Regions from separate parts of the Homo sapiens genome. Here region 1 is linked to region 2. A link is an interaction called in ENCODE POLR2A ChIA-PET data of the cell type or tissue named here. Cell type or tissue: PC-3. All regions are shown on one strand. Region 1 overlaps LOC105370834 (a long non-coding RNA gene). Region 2 has its middle 170 kb from the start of POLR2M.

Evidence for each region. ChIA-PET counts read pairs that join two places held together with the same protein. Peaks named below come from ENCODE experiments on the same cell type or tissue, not always from the same donor. Only the 100,000 strongest peaks of a DNase experiment are listed, where the experiment ranks them.
Region 1: POLR2A ChIA-PET joins it to region 2 with 5 read pairs; 3 of 35 experiments call an interaction of 5 or more read pairs at or near these places.

What each region holds. Positions count from the first base shown.
Region 1 is chr15:57,779,175-57,783,174 of GRCh38, forward strand. LOC105370834 (a long non-coding RNA gene) reads left to right here. Exons shown (of 6, transcript XR_001751554.3): 6 at 2,402-3,588. Among named protein-coding and RNA genes, the nearest start is that of POLR2M, 74 kb to the left of the region's middle. In PC-3, no CTCF peak of the experiment used is centred here; no DNase peak of the experiment used is centred here.
Region 2 is chr15:57,876,496-57,880,495 of GRCh38, forward strand. No RefSeq gene overlaps it. Among named protein-coding and RNA genes, the nearest start is that of POLR2M, 170 kb to the left of the region's middle. In PC-3, no CTCF peak of the experiment used is centred here; a DNase peak (open chromatin) is centred at 2,246; H3K27ac peaks cover 1,001 bases.

The sequences.
Region 1 (4,000 bases), 97 kb before region 2:
ATCACCGTGGTCTTGGACTTCCAGCCTCCAGAACAGTAAGAAAATAAATTTCAGTTGTATAAGCCACAAACAACACACACAAACAATATCTCCCCCAACCCCGCCCAAGCACACATAATCAGAAAAAGAGACACAGGAGAGAATGCATTGGCCATGGACACACCCAGGATGGGTGTGTCTCTGTTCTTTGTGATTTTTTTTTTTTTTTTTTTTTTTTTTTTTTTTTTTTTTTTTTTTTTTTAGTGGGGTGATTATTAACTGCTAAGGTCTAAGACTGTGCCCTTTTTGGTCTATTGCTGTATTCCCGAGCTGCAGCACTGGGCTTTTCTTATGCGGTTGGACAACCTATGCCCTGCACAGAACTGCCTGGATATTGGGGGTGAGAGTGCTGAAATGCAGCCTGTTCCCAGTTTGCCAAGCCAAGAGGCCTGGGCCTGCCTTCTCCTTCCTAACTCACACAGTCTGGCTTACTGGAAGCTCTGCCTAACACAGCACAATGTCTGGCATATCAATTATTTTTTTAAAAAATTAACTGGCTGGACCGGGCATAGTGGCTCATGCCTGTAATCCCAGCACTTTGGGAGGCCAAGGTGGGTGGATCATCTGAGGTCAGGAGTTCAAGACCAGCCTGGCCAACATGACGAAACCCCATCTCTACTAAAAATACAAAAATTAGCCAGGTGTGGTGGCACATGCCTGCAGTCCCAGCTACTTGGGAGGCTGACGCACGAGAATCACTTAAACCCGAGAGGCGGAGGTTGCAGTGAGCCGAGACCACGCCATTGCACTCTAGCCTGGGCAACAAGAACAAAACTGTCTCAAAAAACAAACAAACAAACAAACAAACAAAATGGTAACCGGCTGATCTTGTGCAAGCCATAAAAATTTCTTTATCCATGAATTTATAGTATTATAAATGCTTAATTTATAGGACAACTGGGAAGTTGGGATTAAAAACAGAATATACTTTGCAAAGTCATGTATGACTATAAGATATTCTTTTAGTGTTGCAAAAGCCATAGAGCTTCTATCTTATCAGTAACTCCCAAGTCAATTATCCATACAATAGTCAAATTTGTAGCTCCATTTTTATATGCCCCAATTTTTAGTTCACAAGGAAAAAAAGTACCAATCCCAATGTACCTTTCATTCTCATTAACCTAACCCATAGAACATTGGTTATTATTTTCTTTCTGAAGTGGAAATCTTAACAATACCCTCTCTGAAATAATTGCTGTTTTGCAATATTAGAAATATTTCAACAGTGACAGCTTGGAAATGTTTTAACTTTTAAATACTTAAACCAAATAATAAATAAACCCTTGTGATTAATGTTTCCAGAAGGGACGAGTAACATTATCCTTACAGCTGTTCATGATATAATATCAAAATGAAAAACATGCACGAGAAAAACAGCAAGCCCATGCTGACTTCATGTCACTTTTTTTGCAAATAGCTCTAATGCGAAGACATCCTTAGTAAGACTCAACCAATGATATTTCATCTGATCATCATTTAGCCAAACCACAACAATACTCCTGAGGCCTCTTCAGTTTCACTGACAGCATCTGTCATTTCAGTTACTGCAAATGTGATCTCTTGCAATGATGCTAGCTGGGTCACTCTGTGGCCCGAAAGGAAAATGAATCTCTTTTTAATAAAAATTTTAATGTTTTATTTTTGAGGGAGGACATAATAGTAGCTTAGAAAGAGAGGTTTTTGATGGGTTTGTTTAGAAGGCTTAGAAAATAAAACCAAAACATGAATGTGCAAAAATGCATATGTTACTGATTTAACTATGTACCTGAGCTTCTAAATTGTTAGAATTCCTGTTTACATCAAAGGTAGTTTTAAAGAACAGAAGGCAGAACTATAACTTAAAAAATCCCTAATCTTAGTAGTCAATAATTTATTAGCAGAATTCTCCAGCAACTTATAATTTTATGAGCATAATAATAACTACCATATGTGGCAGGCTTGCTCTGTGCCAGAGGGTCTGTGCCACAGGGTGTGTTAGGTGGCCTTAAATGCCTTATCTGCATTAACTTTGTGACAGTCCCCTGAGGTACGTACTATTTCTCTCATTTGGAACCTGGCACAGATTGGTTGCTGAGCAGGACTCCAGCACAGGGTTGCCTGACCCAAAATGTTGCGCTTGCCCACCCTGGAAGTTTAGATGCCAAGTTATGACTGTCAAACGAATTGGTGAGGAGACAGTATTGGCAGAATTGGTGAGGTTCTGCAACTGTCAAGAGTTTCAGGTTGTGAATATGAATTCCACTTCTTAGCTCCCTCTGCCCCGTGGCTTTTTTTTTTTTTTTGAAATGGGTCCTTGTGATGGGGTGGGGTGGGGATGGGAGTGCCCTCCTGAAGACCTGGCAGTTGTGTCTCATCTTTCCAGGTATATCAAAATGACATCCCTCCTGGATGGCACATCCTCCCCAGACAGCCTGCCCATTCCCTGGCTCTGACAGGCTAGCAAATCCCTGATAACCTCGGAATGCCTCAAGTTGTGTCAATGAAGGGCATTGAGACTTTGATGTTGGACAGATGCCCCATGATGGATGGGCACTGGCTGATACAGTTTCCCACGGTGACTCAGAAGTGCGAAGGAGAAAGGAGGGCTGAGGTGCCAGCTCCAGGCAGGCCAGGCACCCCAGATGTCAGCACCTGCCCGACTGCCTCTGACATACCCTCAGACATACCTTTTGGCATGTGGAGCCCCAGGTGCCTTTCTTCATGTCCAGATAGGAAGACTCATCTTAAGGGGTGTGGCAGCAACTGAGCATGTGTACCACCACCTGAGCTGTAGTTCTTGTTTCTGTAAGAGAAAATGCTCCCACATTATCCTACTACACTCTAGACCTCAAAGGTGAGGCAGAGCGTGAGTCAAGGGATCTGAAATGAAAGCAGTTGTAGTGAAAAGCCCATGAAATATAGCGCTCAAGGGTAGCTGAGTCTTGCAGGCTGTAATTTATGCTGTTTCCTGCTTTGAGAATGTATCCCAACCTTTTGGTTACTAGAAAGCCTCAATTTGAATAGTAAAAGACCTGAATTCTGGGTCCTCTAACTTCTCTTCATGTGTGGCTCAGTCTAACCTGTAGTTTAAGACTCAGACACCATGCCTTCCAGGAAGCCTTCCTTGATGTCTCCAATTCTACATTAATTCCTCCAGTATGAGCTTCCACAGTAACTTAATCTTACCCTGAGGTGTCTATATCAAACTGCTTCCTCACTTGAGGGAAGGCACCAGGTCTTGTTTACATTTTTGCTCTATATCACTACAACACAAGAGAGAATGTGATAAAGGTTGTAACAGACCCAGAAAAACCACTCTAGGAGCTCTGAGAAGGGTAGTTCATGTAAATACACACACATATACATATAGTTCATGTAAATATATGTATGTATACACACACACACACACACACACACAGCCTTCATCAAGGAAGAGATTGCTCTTAGGATGTTTTCAGATTCAAGATGCTGTAAAATTTGTATTGATGATTGCTTTTCTTTCTATCCCTTGTAATTTCTACACTTACAGCTCATTGTTCTTCTCATAGCATTAAAGTCTTCAGCATCTGGCATGAGTGGCTTGTTTTTTTTGTTGTTGTCGTTGTTAAAAAAAAAAAAAAGTACGTTAGACTATATTGAGCAGATCCATTGAATAACCACATTCAGCATACCTAACAGTCATAGGATGTGACTTCATTTGAGGCACAGCGATATCATTTGCTTGGATCCTTTCCATGGTCTTGTTGGGTCGAATGGCTTTGGTTAATTGCTGTTACGAACAAGCTGGGGTTCAGGCAGGTTTAGGTCACCAGGCAGGGCTCAGCCCATAAACCAGAACATGGATCTCCTAAGCCCCAGTCAGGGTTCCTTTCCTTTTGGTAACAGCAGGTCCCCTTTGGCCCACAGTCGACTCACATTTGTTTCCCCAGGGTGTGGATGGCTACAGGAAAGAGGCCAAGTAGAAGCTGGGGGTGCAGGAGGT
Region 2 (4,000 bases):
CATAAAATTAACTTGTAAAACTAAGTACACAGACAGTCCCAGAATACTCAAATGCTGTAATTGCGCTATGCAATGCATTCATAACTTTAGTATGAATCTCCAAAGACAAATCTATCAAAGACAATAATAATTACAGCAACCTGTTAAGAGATCGGTAATATAAAAATATGTAAACTGAGCCATCATAAAATCAAAGTGTGGGGAAGATAGAATTAAAATGTATTTTTAAAAATATTTTTCTTTGTGTCTATTCTTTGTGATCTAAGAAAGGCTGTCATTTCTTTAAAACAACTTGTTATATACATAAGATGTTTCTTGTAATACACCTCATGGTAACCACAATGCAGAAACCTATAATAGATTGACTAGAAATAAAAAGCAAATAATTGAAACATACTATGAGAAAAAAATCACTTAACAAAAGGAAGACAGTAAGAAAGTAAGAAATGGAGAGGACTTAGAAAGCAACCAGAAAACAAGCAACAAAATGGCAGTAGTAAATCCTTACTTCTAATAACTCTGAATTGAAATTGAGTCAGTTCTCCAAGTAAAAGGCATAGAGTGGCTGAATGGATAAAAATAAAAGGAGACCCAACTATGTTCTGCCTACAAGAAACCCACTTCACCTATAAAGACACACATAGTCTAAAAGTAAAGGTATGGAAAAGGATATTTCTTGTAAGTGGAACCCCCCCGCCAAGGATATTTCTTGTAAGTGGAACCCCCCCTCCCAAAAAAAAAGCACTAGCTGTACCTATATGAGATAAAATAGACTACAAGTCAAAGGCTATAAAAAGAGACACGGTCATTATATAATGATAAAGAGGTCAATTCAGCAAGAGGATATAACAATTATAAATATCTCCATTCATCCAACACGACAGCTCCCAAGTATATGAAGAAAATATTAATAGATCTAAAGAGAGAGGGAGGCCGCAATGCGATAATAGTAGGGGACTTTAAGACCGCCCCCCAGTAAAGAACAGATTATTCAGACAGAAAATCGACAGAGAAGCATTGAAGTTAAACTATATACTAGAATTAGTAGGCCAAACTGACATTTATAGAACATTTCCCCCAAATGCTGCAGAATATACATTCTTTTCATAAGTACATGGAATATTCTTCAGAACAGGCAACATTTTAAGCCACAAAACAAATCTCAACACATTCAAAAAAGCAGAAATCATACCAATTATCTTTTCTGACCACAATGAAATAAAACTAGAAATCAATAACGAGGAATCTCAGAAACCACACGAACACATGGAAATTAAACAACATGCTCCTGCACAATGAAGAAATTAAGAAGGAAATTTAAACATGTCTCGAAACAAATAGAAATGGACATACAATATACCAAAATCTATGGGTTACAGCAAAAGCAGTACTCAGTGGGAAGCTTGTATCAATAAATGCCTATATCAAAAAAAGTAGAAAGACTTCAAATAAAGAATTTAATGATGCACCTCAAAAAACAAGAAAAGCAACAATAAACCAATTCAAAATTAGAGGGAAAAAGATAACTGAGCAGAAATAAATAAAATCGAGACAAATAATACAGAAGATTAATAAAACAAGAAGTTGGTTTTTTTAAAAGATAATAAACAACATTGACAAACGTGGGCTAGACTAAGGAAAAAAGAGCAAAGACCCAAATCAGAAACAAGAAAAGGAGACAGACAACTAAGACCACAGCAATACAAAGAATCATTAGACCCTATTATGAACAACTAGATGCCAACAAATTAGAAAACTCAGAAGAAATGGATAAATTACTAAAACATATAACCTACCAAGATTGAATCATGAAGACATAAGAAAACTCAACAAACTAGTAACCAATAACAAGATTGAAGCCATAATAAAAATTCTCCCATCAAAAGCCTGGGACCTTGTGGCTTCACTGCTGACTTCTACTAAATATTTAAAAAACAACTAATGCCAATTCTACTCAAACTCTTCAAAAAAAAATTGAAGAGGAAGAAATGCTTCCAAACTCATTATTAGTGGCCAGCATTACCCTGAAAAATACCCAAACCAGACAAGGACACAACAAGAAAAGAAAACTACAGGTCAATATCACTGATCAACATAGATGCAAAAATCTTCAACAAAATACTAGCAAATCAAATTCAATAACACAGTAAAAAGTTCACTCTCTATGGTCAAGTGGAATTTATCCCAGGGACAGAAGGATGGTTCAACATAGGCAAATCAATAAACATGATTCATCACGTTAACAGAACCAAGAACAAAAACCATGAATCATTTCAGGAAGTACTATAAAAGCAGTCAGTAAAATTCAGTGTCCCTTCATCAAACTGGGTATAGAAAAAACGTAGCTGAAAATAATAAAGGTCATATGTGACAAACCCACAGCTAACATCATACTGAATGGGGAGAAATTGAAGGCCTTTCCTCTAAGACCTGGAAAGAATGACCACTTTCACCACTCTTATTTAACATAGTGCTGGAAGTCCTGCCCAGAGCAATTAGACAAGAGAAAGAAATAAAGGGCATCCAAGTTGGAAAGGAAGAAGTCAAATTATCCTTGTTTTAAACTGTATAATCTTGTATATTGAAAAATCTAAAGACTATACTAAAAAACTGCTAGAACTGATAAATGAATTTGGAAAAGTTGTAGAATATAAAATCACTATTAAAAATTAGTAGCATTTGTATACACCAACATCAAGTAATCTGAAAAAGCAATCAAAAAGGCATTTTATTTACAATAGCTATGAAAAACAGAAAAGACCTAGGAATCAATTTAACCAAAGAAGTGAAATATCTGTATCCGGAAAGTAGAACACTAATAAAAGAAATTGAAGAGGACACACAGAAACTACATTAAATAAATTGTTTAAGTTAAGATCAATTATATTAACTAAATTGTGATAATTATATATCAAAATAATTTTAAAGGTCTGAATAAAAAATAACTTGTGCCAGAAAACAGACACAAAGAAAAATCTGCACCACTTATTTTATGAAGTTAATATAATATTGATTACGAAACCAGATAAAGGAAATTATAGGCATATTTCACTTATGAACATAAATGTGAAAATCAAAGCAAGAATTTTAGCTTACTAAATCAGATGTTGAATTTTGAAAAATACACTATGATTATGTAGCTTATCCAAAAACTCTGAGGCTGGTTTAACATCAGAATTCTACAAATATAAATTGTCTCATTAATAGACTAAGCAACAGAAAATGCATGATATCTCAAGCTACTAGAAAAGCCTTTATTTATTTATGATTTTTTACGGAATAACTGCTTAGAACCCAGAGTAGAAGGTGAGCTGCCTTAATAAAGGTTATTTACACACATGTAAAAACCTTGTAGCATGTGTTATCCTTAATGGAGAGACTTCAGATGCTTTTTCACAGTGGTGAGGCAGGAGAGAGGGGATGTCTCTGAAGAATCCCCACATTGTCCCCATGAGAACTGCTGAGACCAAAGAGCCCCACTTCTAGTCCTCCATGGTGTCAGCCGAGCAAGAACTTTCATGCTGCCTTTCCCTGCTGTCTCCCACCCTGTGATCCTAGGGGGGTTGGAAGCCACAATTAACAAGACTGGGGAGGCAGAAGCAGAGCTCAAGAACTCAAAGTCACCACCTGGGCCACTGCAGCAGCAGCCACCCGGCTCCAGGCCCAAGCTGTGAATGAACATGCAGAAGCTGAAACTGTGGACAAAGTATGAAATTCAGTTTTTTTACTGGACTGAGAATATGAATTATTGAGCTGAGACTGCTTTTATTACCTGAAAGGGACTGTAAAGCCCGTGAGACTTGTCCTAAATATGATCCAAGAGCAGAAAATAACTAGCCCCACAGAACAAATTTAAAGAAGTAGTGGGACCCCAAAATAAAGAGGCTTTGTGATTACAAAACACATGCAGTGGTTATTGTAGGTTATCATTACATCATGATTTTTCACCATAATCCTGGTAGGTGGGTATTATTGTGAGAATAATATTAAATCCATAGAG